2 separate regions of the Homo sapiens genome follow, and region 2 is linked to region 1. The links are chromatin loops, found by intact Hi-C in ENCODE. Cell type or tissue: MCF 10A. All regions are shown on one strand. Links, peaks and the distances in the headings refer to the core of each region. The heading gives the core; the rest is flanking DNA.

Region 1 (7,594 bases), core at 1,821-4,320:
ATTGAAAATTACATCTTTAAAGAAGAGGGGCTGGGCGCGGTGGCTCATGCTTTAAGTAATCCCAGCACCTAGGGAGGCTCAGGCAGGCAGATCTCTTGAGCCCAGGAGTTCGAGACCAGCCTGGGCAACATGGTGAAACCCTGTCTCTACAAAAAATGCAAATATTAGCCTAACGTGGTGGCATGCGTCTGTAGTCCCAGCTACTCGGGAGGCTGAGGTGGGAAGATCACTCGAGCCCAAGGAGGTCGAGGCTACAGTGAGCCATGATCGGCCACTGCACTTCAGCCTGGGTGACAGAGTGAGACCCTGTCTCTAAAAAAAAGAGGGGCAACATTTCATCTGGAATCAGAATTTCTTTTGCTTGGAAGTAACATTAGAGCCCATCTAATGGGCCTTTATTTTAGAGGTGAGAAAAATGAGTCATAGAGTTATTTGTGATAACAACTAGTTCTTGGTGGAGATGGCATTTGAAGATGGGTCTTCTGGGCCTCTGACCGCTCCATCCTGCTGTCTCTGTCTCAGTGTATAACACGTCATTTTCAATATATTTGTCAGGAGAGGTTTTTGGTACTGTTTTTAGAACCTTGTTCTTTGAAACACATAATTAAGGAAACGGGTAAGGAAGATTGTGCTGCCCCAGAGATTAAATTTTCTGGGTTTCAGCGTCCTCATCTTTCAAATGAATGTGTCATCAAATTAGAAGTCATTTCAGGTTCTGAGAAAATTTCAGATTTCAAATGAAATGTAGTAGCCCTGATCTGTGGCATCTGGAGATGAAATAGTCTGATCTGTATTTAAGTCTGGAGAAGGAAAGAGAGAGCGCCATGAACCAGGGCTGGCTCTTCTTTCCTGAACACTCACTGTGTGTGTGCCCTCCCCTCTGCCAGGCACTTACGTGCAATTTTCCTGCAAAAACAAGGCATTATAGTTATGTTTCCATATTGTAGATAAGAAACCGATGCTTAGAAGACGTCAATTTATCACACAGCTAGTAACTAATGGAACAGGGACTCAAACACAGATGCATTTGATTCCAAAGGCCAGGAAAGTGTCACGCCCACCTGTTCCCAGTTATCGCTTCTCTCAGCTTTAAGATCATTTTGGGGCCAGGCGTGGCGGATCACCTGAGGTCAAGATTTCGAGACTAGCCTGGCCAACATGACGGAACTCTTGTACCTACTAAAGACACAAAAATTAGCTGGGCGTGGTGGCACATGCCTGTCATCCCAGCTGCTTGGGAGGCTGAGGCAGGAGAATTGCTTGACCCTGGCAGGCGGAGGCAGAGGTTGCAGTGAACCAAGATCGCGCCACCGCATGCCAGCCTGGGCAACAGAGCAAGACTCCATCTCAAAAAAAAAAAAATCATTTTGGCAATTTGGGATTGGAGTAGCAGAGTTGTTGGAGGTGGGAATGGGTGAAGGAATTGGAAGGTCAGTGCTTGAGGACAGACTCCTTCTCACCCTCATCCAGACTTGTGGTCCAATCCTTTGCGGTGCTTTTCACACGTTACTGTACCTGTGGGCAAATTCTGATTCATTTGCTCTGGGGTGGGACATGAAATTGCATTTCTGTTAAGTTTGCAGGTGATACCAATACTGCCAGTCTACAAACAACACAGAGTAATAACATTATACAGTTGGAAACATGATAAAAAGAAGGCACCAATTTTGTGCAGCTTCTGCAGCGAAGTAGACATAGTCTTTCTATGCAGTATCTTCTAGTTCTTTTATGGCCATTTGCAACCAGTTCGCAGCTGCTCAGGAACTTTTTTTATTGGCACTGGATTTTGTGAAAGCTTTGTGTGCCTCCTTACTCTTTTGTTATAACTTACCTCAGATGGAGAGGAAGAGGAAGGAGATGAAACAAACCATCGGGTAGTAGGTTTGACGGAGCTTTCTGAACTGAATGGCGAATGGACATGAGATTCCAATATTCATCTGTGAGCTTTATTTATCTGTGCCCTCCCTTGGTTCCTATTAGCATAGATTTTCATGAAGTAATTATATTAGCAGCTACTGACTAGATTAGCACTAATAGATAAGCAGGAAGTAGTAGGGAAGTACCTTTTCTCATTCAGATTTATTTCTGGTCTGTGTAGCAAATTCATTGTCATTACTTAGCATTTATATGGGATGTTACAGCTGCATGTAGTTCTTATAATTGATTTTTATTCACGTGGTACAGGTTTCTTTCAGAAATCCTGATCTGTGTGGAAGTTTGGGTTTGATTTGCACTGTTGATTCATTCATTGAGTCAGAGACGTTTATTGAATGCTAAGTGCGAAAGGAGCATACATACTTAATGTATGGTGTGGTTAAGAGCATGGACTCTGGACCCAGACTGCCCGGGTTTAAAGCCAGGCTCTGCTGCTTACCAGCTGGATGACCTTGGGCAAGTTACCTACCCCCTCTGTGCCTCAGTTTCTTCATCTGCAAAATGAGGGTAATGATGGAGCCAACCTCACATGGCTGTTATAAACATTGAATTGACATACTATAAACACTATAAATATACATGTAAAGGTCTTGGAACAGTCCTTAGCACATAATAAGCATTCTTTATGCATTCGCCATTATACTGTTCCTACTACCAGAAGGAATGGATATGGCCCCTGCCTTCAAGTAATGGAGAAGAAACAAGCAAATTCAATGCACTGTACCAGGAGCTGAGCTACTGAGTCACGAATGGGGGTTGTTCCGGGGGCATATTCCATGGCTGGTTGAAAGGGGTGGCTCGGGTGGTTTCCCAGAAGGAGACGATACCTTAGCTAATAAGTATATTTGAATTGTCACTGGAGTTAGTGATTCCCTCTCCCCCCGCCACCATACTTTTCAAAAAATGTAAGTGTGGAAGCTTTGAAAATGATTTGATATGTAAATTTGTGTTCATTTTCAGCAAATGCTTTTAGGAACAGATCTGTTAAGATGAGGTCCATCTGTATTTGCCCAATACTGTGGATAACATTGTTTCTGTTATCTGTTCCTGCGTGCTATGTAGCAAACTGCACCAAAACTTCGTAGCTTAAAACAATTATTTATTTTGCTCAGGATTTAGTGGGTTCCAGAGTCTGGGGAGGGTTTGGCGGTGCAGTTCCTGCCTGATCCACATGGGGGCGGCCGGAGCTGGAGGATCCTCTTCAAAGATGGCTTCTTCTCCAACCTGCTTCCTGGCTCAGTGCTCCTCCTCACGTCCTCCAGGGCCTCTCCATGTGGCTTGGTCTTCTCATGGTGTGGTCTCTGGGTAGGCAGTTGTACTTTTTACCTGGTGTCCAGCTTCTAAGAAGCAGGAAGGTGAAGCCACCAGGTGAGGAAAGGCTCTTCTTGGCAATGGCAGCATGTCACTTCCACCGTATTCTGTTGTTCAGAGTTGTCAGACTCCACTTCTTGATGAGACGTGGCAAGTTCACGTTACAAGGAGCGCATAGGACGGGAGGTTTTAATGCAGCCATCTTTGGGAGGTACAATCTGCCAAACATGTCATTCCCACATTTCAGTCATTCAAAATTAGTGCCTTCAGTACAGGGCAGAAAATAGCAACATGGTTGAATCACGAAACCAAGGTCCAGAGCCAGTGATGGATATATCAAGTCCTGGCTGAATGAGATTCAGCCTCTCATGCATGGCTTTTAGGTTGGCATTCACAAGGGGAAAATAAGGATCATCTCATTCCAGCCTTAGGAAAAGCAGAAGGCGCAGAGAAAGTAACCTGCCCAAGCTTGCACAGCTGGTCGTGGCAGAGCAGGACCCGAAGCCAGGCTCCCTGACCCTTGTCCATCCTGCTTTTCCGTTGAGTGGTGCAGACACTCACTGCCATTGGCCTTGGCTGCTCATTTTGCCTCCTATCCCGGAGGACAGCTTTTGTGTTTCTAAAACTGTTTTCCTCCCTTTATTTGCCAACTCGGCCAAGCATAATGCCGTGTTCCTGGCAGAAGCACGGTGTTATTTCCCTTATTAACTTCTGGTCACTACACTTGCCTGAATGAGCGGTCGAGGAATTGGCAGCCGTGTGTGAGTCCCCGAGTTTTGAAGGGTGCTGTTGAAACAAGATGCATTGTTGTCTAACTCTTGGCAGCTGCGCCCTCTGATGGGCAGATGCCTGGAAAAGCTAATGAAGGAAAGGCAGACTTCCCTCTTCCCCTGAAGGAATGAGGTAGGAAACAGGTGAGGAAATGGGCACCAGCCAGCCGCGGTGGCAGCAGCCGCCATCCTGATGGCACCAGAGCGGCAGGTGTGTGAACCTGGCCTGGTGGGTTCTTGGCACAGAATTTTGGGCCATGAATAATCACAGAACTGAACAGCCTCGGGCAGGAGTAGCCATGGGACATCCATTCAGCAGGTCTGGGTGCTCCAGGAAGGCCAGCTGGTCGAGACCTGGGGGTCCTGAAGCTGGCATTCCAAGGCCATCTGGAAAAGAGCCAGCACGTCTCAGAACTTGTTCTCTCAGGCTTGCTGCCTGAGAGCTTAATGCCAGATACTGGTATTTAGATAGTGATGAAAACATTTCTGCTTTATTTGCAGTTTAAAAATTGATGGAGAGGCTGGGCACGACCGTGGCTCACGCCTGTAATCCCAGCACTTTGGGAGGCCGAGGCGGGCGGATCACAAGGTCAGGAGATCGAGACCATCTTGGCTAACACGGTGAAACCCCGTCTCTACTAAAAATACAAAAAATTAGCCGGGCGCGGTGGCGGGCGCCTGTAGTCCCAGCTACTCGGGAGGCTGAGGCAGGAGAATGGCGTGAACCTGGGAGGGCGGAGCTTGCAGTGAGCCAAGATTGTGCCACTGCAATCCGGCCTGGGCTAAAGAGCGGGACTCCGTCTCAAAAAAAAAAAAAGAAAAAAATTGATGGAGAACTGATGGTTTTTCCTACAGAACAATTAGATTAATTCAGATGCTGGCTGGGTGCAGTGGCTCATGCCTGTAATCCCAGCACTTTGGGAGGCCGAGCGGGGTGGATCCTTTGAGCTCAGGAGTTCAAGACCAGCCTGGCCAACATAGTGAGCCCCCTTCTATAAAAAAAAAAAAAAATACAAAATTTAGCTGGATGTGGTAGAATACACCTGGAGTCCCAGCTACTCAGGAGGCTGACGTGGGAAGACGACTTGAGCCTGGGAGGCAGAGGTTGCACAGAGCCGAGATTGCGCCACTGCACTCCAGCCTGGCCAACAGAACCAGATCCTATCTCAAAAAATAAGTAAATAAATAATTCAGATGCCAAGCCATTTCTAGCTAAGCCACAATACTTTGTCACTTATAGGATTCCTATTTAAAATCTCATCCAATTGTGAGGCCCTATAGCTAAGTCACAAAGATCAAGGTCTGAGTTCTCCCTCTGCTTCTGACTCGTGCTTATAAGAAAATCATTTCAGTAGTCAGCCTTCCACATTTTCAGACTCTAAACTGACACCAAGAGTGGCAGCTCTCAACAGCAGTCTGCAGTAGATTCATCTGTTCACTCGGCATGTATGTATTCAATAGCTAGTACATACATAGCAGGGTAGTAGATCAGTCAGACTGGGGAAGGAAACAAAATAATGCAGCAGAGACAATGCTAATATCATTTAAGAATGACAATTACAGTGCTGCTGGAATTGAAGAAGTAGCTTGCAACTGCACTGCAAGTTGGATTTCTGTTGCTTCATGTTGAAGCAGTTCGGTTAGATGAGTTCACTAAGCCCTAACACATAAATAATTTCACTTAGCTTTAGGAGACCCTCAGACTAATGATCGCTTCATGAAAGGTGTATTTAGTTGTTGAATCCACACATTCCTACCCCAGATCTCTAGCCAGACATGCTTAGTTCCCCCTCTGTTGTTGGCACCAATAGGATATGTGTCCCTTTCGATCCATGATGGTCTCATTCTCTCGGCAGACACGCTGCTCAGGAAGGGGCAGAAAGGTCTCCACCAGGGTCCCACTTTTCTGCCCCAGCCACATTACCAATGGTCAGGTTGAACTGCAAGCGACCCTTGTCTCTAGCAAAGCTGGAAAATGGACCCGTGTAAATGACACATGGAACCCAGAGCCGAAAGCATGTGATTTCTCAAAAAGTGCTTCTCCTGAGAGCCATGCTTTTTTCAGTTACGAGCTCAGATGAGATTGCAACCTAGAGCGTATTTGTAGAAAGTACTTAGTTTTTTTCTCCTCTTCACCAATGCAGTGGGCCAGTGTCACTAAATAAATAAAGCAAAATGCTACATCAGGCTCATCTCTTCTCTTCAGATATTCTTATGCATCTCACCGTGTTTTGGTTGAGAGCTAGAAACAATGGAATGAATGGGCATCCAGTGTCGACCTTCATCATTTGGCAAGAGTAGAGGATGGATGGAGAAGGAAATGAACATTTCTTCAGGTCCAGCCGTGTGCTGGTCGCTCTGCATGCATCTGTCTGATTCTCAGAACCACCATGCAGGGGAGATGAAGTTATTATTCCCATTGTACAAACGAAGAAACTGGGATTCCGAGAACCTAAACAACTTCCTTAAAATCACACATATATTATGTGGGTGAACTGAAATTTGAACCCAAGGAGGCAGGCTCTAAGGCCTGTGTTCTTCCCCGTAGTACAATAATGATTATGTTAGCCGATGTTCATAGAGCATTTAGCATGTATGGGCACAAATACAAAAAGGTGGTGTGAGGCCATTATGGACAAGTTCAGTTTTCTGTCTTTCAGTTTTATCACCACTTCTGGAAATGCTGCCACGAGCCTCACAGTGCTCTGTTCTCCCACAAGCCTTGTGAGGGTCTCTTATTTTGAGTTGAGGGAGCCGAGGCACAGAGGGTTCGGTGGCTTGATCACTGTTCCACTGCTAAATGGCAGAGCTGAGATTTGAACCCAGGCAGTCTGGTTCCAGAGTCCAAGCTTTTCATTGCTGGGCTACCCTTCCTCTCAGTGTAGGTCAGCCCGTCCCTGGCCTTGTTTTTTGTTTTGTGTTTATGAGATGGAGTTTTGCTGTTTTTGCCCAGGCTGGAGTGCAATGGTGTGATCTCGGCTCACAGCAACCACCGCCTCCCAGATTCAAGTGATTCTCCTGCCTCAGCCTCCTGACTAGCTGGGATTACAGGTGCATGCCACCATGCCCAGCTAATTTTATATTTTTAGTAGAGATGAAGTTTCACCATGTTGGCCAGGCTGGTCTCGAACCACTGACCTCAGGTGATCCACCTGCCTCGGCCTCCCAAAGTGCTGGGATTACAGGCATGAGCCACTGCGTCCAGCCCGGCCCTGCCCTGCCCTTTAAAGCCTGCATTTGGTTTGGTCCCCTGATTCCCTGTGGGGTTGTTGTGGTGGGAGTTCTGTTCCTTAAGCTCAGGTTCACCTAAAGACATGTAACTGTTTTAAAGATGGAGAGGTAAGAGAAAATGCAGTTTTGTGTATGTGTGTGGTTTGTGTTTGTGTGTTATTAGTCTGTTCTGATGCTGCTAATAAAGACATACACGAGACTGGGTAATTTATAAAGGAAAAGAGGTTTAATGGACTCACTGTTCCACATGGCTGGGGAGACCTCACAATGATGGCAGAAGGCGAAAGGCACATCTTACATGGCAGCAGGAAAGAGAGAGGGTGTGCAGGGGAACTTCCTTTATAAAA
Region 2 (7,594 bases), core at 2,995-5,494, 200 kb before region 1:
GCATTGTACCCTTAGTCATAAAACATTATCCTGGAATTTGCCTTGCCCCAAAGCTTGGGAAGCCACCCTTTTCTCCCTATCCCAAAGTTTCATTGTAATTCCCATTTCTGAAAAGAAAGAAAGAGTACGATGGAATTTCTTCACTAGGATGGCAGATTGAAGGTACTTAGGTGAGGAAAGAGACGCTAACAGAGCTTGTGTGACAAGATGACCAAAATCTGGGTGGAAGGATAGTCTTAGAAGAGTGATTAAGTGATGTTTATTTACCCAAATAAACTATTTTTCCAGCCAATTATAACAAATGCATTTATTCCATGTTTAATCAGTTGTAGAATATCCAGCAGATTCATGGGGTAGAATGTATTTTATCAAGACAAAAATAGCCAGCTTGAGAAATGATTTAAACCAGAGATCAGCAAACTACAGCTTGGAGGCCAAATCCAGCTTGCCACCTGTTTTTTTTATATGGCCCATGAGCCTAGAATGGTTTTTACATTTTTAAATGCTTGAAGAGGCCAGGCGCGGTGGCTCACGCCTGTAATCCCAGCACTTTGGGATTTGGGGAGGCGGGCGGATCACGACGTCAAGAGATCGAGACCATCCTGGCTAACACGGTCTCTACTAAAAATACAAAAAATTAGCCGGGCATGGTGGTGGGCGCCTACAGTCCCAGCTACTCAGGAGGCTGAGGCAGGAGAATGGCGTGAATGCGGGAGGCGGAGCTTGCAGTGAGCCGAGATCACGCCACTGCACTCCAGCCTGGGCGACAGAGTGAGACTTTGTCTCAAAAAATAAAATAAATAAAATAAAATAAATGCTTGAAGAAAAGTCAAAAGTAGGAGAAGAATTTTGTGACAGCTGAAAATTATAGAAATTTGTATTTCATTGTTTATAATAAAGTTTTATTGGAACACAGCTGTGTTCATCTATGTATGAGGATATTCCGCACTGTATATCAAAGCTCTGTGGGCAAGCTTCTTCCTGCTGAGGCAGCACAGCTTTCTGGATGGCCATGAAAAGCAACTTTCATGGTACAGCAGCAGAGTTGAGTATTGTCACAGAGACTCTAGTCCACACAGTGTTCAGTTATTTACTGTCTGGTCCTTTACAGATATCTCTGCCCTTCCCTGCTAGTTTAAGCAATCGTTTAAATTTACTTGTGGTTTTTTTTTGTTTTGTTTTGTTTTTTGGTTTTTTTTTGTGAGACAGAGTCTTGCTGTCGCCCAGGCTGGAGTGCAGTGGTGCCATCTCGGCTCACTGCAACCTCCGCCTTCCAACTTCAAGCAATTCTCCTGCCTCAGCCTCCTGAGTAGCTGGTACTGCAGGCGCATGCCACCATACCCAGCTAATTTTTGTATTTTTAGTAGAGATGGAGTTTCACCATGTTGACCAGGCTGGTCACAAACTCCTGACCTCACCTGCCTTGGCCTCCCAAAGTGCTGGGATTACAGGTGTGAGCCACCACACTCAGCCTCTGAATTTACATTTGATCATATTTTTGATTGTTTACTGTGCAGTGTGCTGGTTTTGACATGCAGGGTGGAATATCCTCATGTTGGATGGCAGGTTATTCCATAAGCTCATCTTTTAATAGAAACAGAATCCCTTCAATGTAATCTGCAAAAGATAACCACTGAGCATCTCCTTGGTCACTGGAAATTGAGCCACAACCATTAAGAAAGTGGACCAGCTGTTCTTTCTTTTCCCTCTCTGACCGACCGAATCATTCATTTATTCAACAAATATTTAGTGAGTGCCGGCTGTCTGCTTGCCACTGTTCAGCCAGTGACGATGAATGGTGAGCCTAACAAAAGCCCCTCCTTGGGGACCCTACATTCTCATAGGAGGAGATGGATCGTAAGCACTGGGGGGAAGAAGCACCAGGAAGAAAAGACAAAGGGGGAGAGAGAGAGAGAGAGAGCTGGGGCAAGAGAGGGCTGCTGGAGATGTGGTGCTGGGCCAAGGCTTTTGGCCACAAGAATCAGGTGAGTAGGAATTTGTGACATGAAGACTCAGGAGGTGGCATTCCAGGTGGAGGGAACTGCAGGGGCATAGGCCCCCAGGTGGAGCCAGTGCGGCGTGTTTGAAGAATGGGAATGCTGTTCTGGAGGCCAGGGCAGAGGTGAGGACAGAAAAATATTGGTGGGGCGAGGGACAGGTTTCGGAGGGCATGGCACGGCAGGGCAGAATAAGGACTTAAAACATTTTTAATTCTGGGAGAGACGAAAAGGCTTTGAGCAAAGAACTAACTTGATCTGGTAATGTTTTTTAAAAAAATCACTGAAATTACAAGATATATCCTCTGCCTTGTGGTTTATTGCAGATAATGGCATTTTGTGGATTAAAAGAAAGAAAAACCCTTTCAGTTCACCAGCCACAACAGTTAGCTTTAAGAGTGTTATAAAAGTAGGATCAAAACAATAGGAATTACAGGCCAGGATCTTCTTAGGGGAGTGTTCAAAGCTTCAGGTATCCATATCAGTCCAGGTCCCATAAGAAAACAGGTGGCATATGGTAGGTAATGGGAAGACAATGGACTCTAGTGTGGAGGGAATGCCACTCCTACCTTGGTGCTTCAGGACAATTAATCTGCTAGTGTTGTTTAGAATGGATTGAAGAACAGAGGGGAAGAAGGTAGGGAGACCAAATTGTTTCATTAAATTATATAAAAAATTTTCAAAAAAAGTCAGCTTCTATTGTGGAGGAAAACTATTGTACAGACCCCAGTCAGAACAGTGAAGATACTTGTACTGTCCTCAAGTGTCATTGTACTTGTTGATTAACATATATTAAAAACAAGCAGGTGTGGTGGCTCACACTGGTAATCTTTGCACTTTGGGTGGCCAAGGCAGGAGGATTGCTTGAGCCCAGGAGTTTGAGACCAGCCTGGGCAACTTAGTAAGACTCCTGTCTGTACAAAAAATAAACAAAATTAGTCAAGCCTGGTGGTGTGCCCTGTAGTTCCACTACTTAGGAGGCTGAGGTCAGGGATTGCTTGAGCTCGGGAAGTCAAGGCTACAGTGAGTCGAGATGGGGCCACTGCACTCCAGCTTTGGTGACAGTGTGAGACACTGTTTCAGACACACACACATACACACACACATACACACATACACACACACACACACAACCAAAAAAGGAAGCCATATATTAAAAATGTTGCCATAAAAAATATTGGGGACAGGGTATATAGGAGCCACAAAGACGTGGCTGCATCCGGGGGCTAGTAATAGCCAAGCTCCTCCCACTCCTAGGCCTGAGGGGTGAGGGAGGAAGCAGTTTCCAGGGGACCCTATATAGAGAGCCACCTGACAGGACCCAGGGAATATGGTGGGAAAGGATTTGGCTGAACCAAAATGGGAGCCAGTGGGCAAGACAGCCTGTTGTTAAATGGGTCAGCTTCCCAGAACACACAACACGGTGGCAGAGTAGAGGGCAGGTGGAGGATTTCCATCCTAGGGGACACCTCAGGAGTCTTAGCTGCATCCCAACTCTGTCGCTTTCCCTCACTCCCACCACCAGCCACACCACAGATGCGCACGCATGAGCGTGTACACACGCACGCTCCCAAGTACCCTCTGGTATTCTTCCATTGCTTTTCTGACCAGGACAGAGGAACTATTTATTAATTGTGAAATTTGAGGACATTTCTCATTATTTTTGTGGTATTTGATGCTATAATATTTGCAAGACAAGGAACATGTGGGTAGCTCTACGCATTCCATTTTCCATTCCTGATAAAAATTCAAAGCACGTATGTTACTGATGCTAGAGTTAAACATTTTATTTTTTAAAAGTATCATTTCTAATTGGCTGCAGAAGGAAAAATACAGTAAGCAGGACATTAAAAATCTTGGGGAACTATATTCAGTTTTGGCTATTCTGGTTACAAACAAAGCAAGCATTGAATTTTAGCCACTTCAAACAGTTTTCGTTTTCCACCGTTGAGCATGTTAAAACTGTGAAGACACAGAAGTACCATTCAGTAAACTGCTTCTTTCAGCAGCTTCTGTGATATCCCAGTACTTTGGAAGCCTTCCATTTTCTTTCAGGTACAAGAAGTTAACACCCTGAATTAGTCACTATCTGTGTATATAAAGCCAGGAGCTTTATATTTTGTACTGAGGCAGAGCTGAAGTTTTTAGATAATTTGATCTTTTAAAAATATTTGACTTTTCACTTGATTTAGGTTCTGAGAATCAAAGGTTCTACTAACAAAATGGTCAACTTGGCAAAGAGAAATATGCAGAAGTCAATTTTAGGCTGTATTTTGCAAGAGCGCGGTGCCTGTGAAAGCAGCCCAAGCTGTACGGATGGTGAAACTCATTTTTCTCCCCTACTTTTTCTGGAATCTGGCCAAAAATTAAGTATCGTGGCACATTTTCTCAACAATCTTGGCCCCAAATTGGAGGGCTGGCTCAGGGCCCCAGGGGAAAAGAAAACTCCCTTTTCCATTTATGATTATCAGCCATGTTATAAAACTTAAACATTATTTTAAGGTCAAGGAAAATAAGTCACCTTGAATTTCCCGTAAGTTTTGAAGCACTGGAACGAGGTCTGTTTTTGTTCCTTGGCTTTTGCTCATGTGTCGGTTTTGCAGCACAGGATCAGTCACGTGGTTGTGGGGCCTTTGGGGTTGAGGAGCTTCCACTGCATGCAAAGGCACTTTGTTAACACAGCGGGACCTGGGTGAGTGAGCCAGGTCCTAGGCCTGAGTCGGTTTATATAATTCTGCTCAGGAGATTGGAGGCATGAACAGATAGGTGGCCTGCAGAGAAAGAGAGAACCTCCATGGATGACAAGAGGACTGTGGAAAATTATTAAAAAATGAGAGGGATCCTGTCTTTCTGGTGGAGAGAGTGAAAACACAGCTGGCATGGAGCCAGGCCTTGAAGGATCCTGAGGAACAGAGTCACTAGTCGTGGATTTGAATGAGTTCTGTGTCTTGACTTCAACTCGTAAGCCTCCGTTTTCCTCATCTATATAATGGTGATGACATCTTTACCACCCATATCACGGTATTTTTATGAGGCTAAATTACAGCATGGAACACAAACCATAAAATACCCGAATGCTGTTACTTATTATTGTCATGAATATTATCAAATGGCATCTGTTAAATATTTATTTTTGATGCTTGTTATCACATTTGTAGTTTTCCAGGAGTTTGATCTAAAAAACACAGTTGCTGCCACTGATGGTGATTTCTTAGGCCAGCTCCACATAGGAAGGTTTTTATATGTGGTAGACTTTTTATATGTGCAGATCTCACAAATGCAGTGTGGAGTCTCTTGTTACAGTTGAGAGGAGTCTCTGGACAGGGTATGTGAAAGGCTGAGCTCCCTTCTTTAGGCAGGAATCGGATATAGTATGGTGGAGTATGTTAATGTACAGACAGACGCTTGAAGTTCTGGGTTTAAGATTGTCTATAGAACTTGGGAATTGGGACTGCGATTTTTAAGGAAAAAAAAATTGCCAACTTTTTTTTTTTTTTTTTTTTAATGGAACTTCCTAGAGCCTTTCTGGGACTTACTTTACTTGTTAGAGGAGTAGGAGGTGTGGTAAATTCCTTCCTGGGTATGTTAATTAAAATGTAGTGAATTAAGCTGGAGAACTTGGAGCCCGAAACATGTTAGTGTTGTATAAAAGGAGGAATATAAATGCATGAGATTAAGTTTAAAAAACACGTGCCACACATTTAGCTAGAGATCCTAGTTCAAACTCACTCCCCCAGTCGGCCCCATTCACACGTTTCAGTGCCACCTTCTTTGTTAAAGACGATAGGACTACACTTCTTTGGAATTAGTTTAAGAGGTAGTTTATAAGCCAGTCAAGAAAATTGACCTCATGTTCATGCTCTTAAAAAAAAAAAATCAATTATTTTTGAGACAGGCCTCACTCTGTCACCCAGGCTGGAGTGCAGTGGCATGATCTCGGTTTGCCGCAGCCTCAACCTCCAGGGCTCAAACCATCTTCCTGCCCCCTCCTCCTGAGTAGCTGGGGCCACAGGTGCGCACTACAACGCCTGGCTAATTTTTGTATTTTTGTAGAGTTGGGGTTTCGCTGTATTGCCAAGGCCAGTCTTGAACTCCTGAGCTTAATCATTTTGCCTGCTTCAGCCTGCCAAAGTGCTAGAATTACAGGCGTGAGCCACCGCGCCCGGCCAGTCTTAATTTTTTTTAAAGCATTTTTAGATTTACAGGAAAACTGAGCAGATAGTACAGGGTATCTCAATACTCCCTCACCTCCCTTTCTCTTTTTTTGTATCTTAATATGGTATGCTTGTTATAATTAAGCTATATTGATACGTTTTTATTAACTAAAGGCTATCAGATTTATTCAGCACATATAAAAAGTACCACATATAAAAACCTTCCTATATGAAGCTGGCCTAATAAATCACCATCAGTGATAGTAACTCTTTTTTTAGATCAAACTCCTGGAAAACTACAGATGTGATAACAAGCGTCACAGACACATAAATATTTAATAGATGCCATTTGATAATATTAATGACAATAATTAACAGCATTCGGGTATTTGACGGTTTGTGTTGCATGCTGTAATTTAGCCTCATAAAAATACCATGATATGGGTGGTAAAGGTATCATCATCATTTTATAGATGAGGAAAACGGAGGCTTAGAAATTGAAGTCAAGACACAGAACTCATTCAAATCCACGACTAGTGACTCTGTTCCTCAAGATCCTTCAAGGCCTGGCTCCATGTCAGCTCATTCAAATCCACGACTAGTGGCTAATTAGATCAGATTTCCTTAGGGTTTTTTGTTTTTGTTTTTTGTTTTTTGTTTTGATAGGATCTTGCTCCATCACCCAGGCTGGAGTGCGTGGTACAATCATGGCTCACTGCAGCCTTGATCTCCCAGGCTCAACTGATCTTCCTTCCTCAGCCTCCTGAATAGCTGGGACCACAGGTATGCCCCACTGCTCCTGGCTAATTTTTTTTTTTGTTTTGTTTTGTAGATACAGTTTCTCCGTGTTGCCCAGGCTGGTCTTGAACTCCAGGGCTCATGTGAGTCTCTCCCCACTTAGCTTCTCAAAGTGCTGGGATTACAGATATGAGCCACTGCCCTCAGCTAGATTTCCTTAGTTTTGACCTGAGTCAAATACTGTCCTTTTTCATTTGCCACTTTATCCCATCATGTAGAACAGTTGCCTGACACATAGTGACTTTGCACAGATGTTGTTGAAATAAAGATGCTCTGCCTGCCCTTGAGTTGGTATAATAGAGTAGGGAAGGATCAAGCCATGGTGCAAATGACACCACACTAGCGCTTAGGAATTTGGAAGCAGATGGGGCTGAGTGGGAATGAACCCTGGCCCTACCATCCACCAATCCTATGACTTGGGCAAGTCACCCATCCTCTCAACCTGTTTTCTCACCTGTGAAAAGAAGATGATAATAATTCCTAGGCCAGGCGTGGTGCCTCACGCCTGTAATCCCAGCACTTTGGGAGGCCAAGGCGGGTGGATCACAAGGTCAGGAGTTGAAGACCAGCCTGGCCAAGATGGTGAAACCCCATCTTTATCAAAAATACAAAAATTAGCTGGGCGTGGTGGTGGGCACCTGTAAT

Evidence for each region. Hi-C counts contacts between places; a loop is a spot of excess contacts. Peaks named below come from ENCODE experiments on the same cell type or tissue, not always from the same donor. Only the 100,000 strongest peaks of a DNase experiment are listed, where the experiment ranks them.
Region 2: it touches region 1 in a loop (4-fold over the local background); 2 of 110 quality-filtered maps call a loop at or near these places.

The regions. Positions count from the first base shown.
Region 1 is chr4:40,920,219-40,927,812 of GRCh38, reverse strand. The region is part of intron 10 of APBB2 (amyloid beta precursor protein binding family B member 2); the gene reads left to right. Among named protein-coding and RNA genes, the nearest start is that of NSUN7, 170 kb to the right of the region's middle. RefSeq lists a silencer at 3,687-3,981. In MCF 10A, for the core only: a CTCF peak has its summit at 3,099 (motif pointing right); a DNase peak (open chromatin) is centred at 3,132.
Region 2 is chr4:41,117,429-41,125,022 of GRCh38, reverse strand. The region is part of intron 2 of APBB2 (amyloid beta precursor protein binding family B member 2); the gene reads left to right. Among named protein-coding and RNA genes, the nearest start is that of APBB2, 93 kb to the left of the region's middle. RefSeq lists enhancers at 1-397, 1-471. In MCF 10A, for the core only: no CTCF peak of the experiment used is centred there; DNase peaks (open chromatin) are centred at 4,352 and 4,602.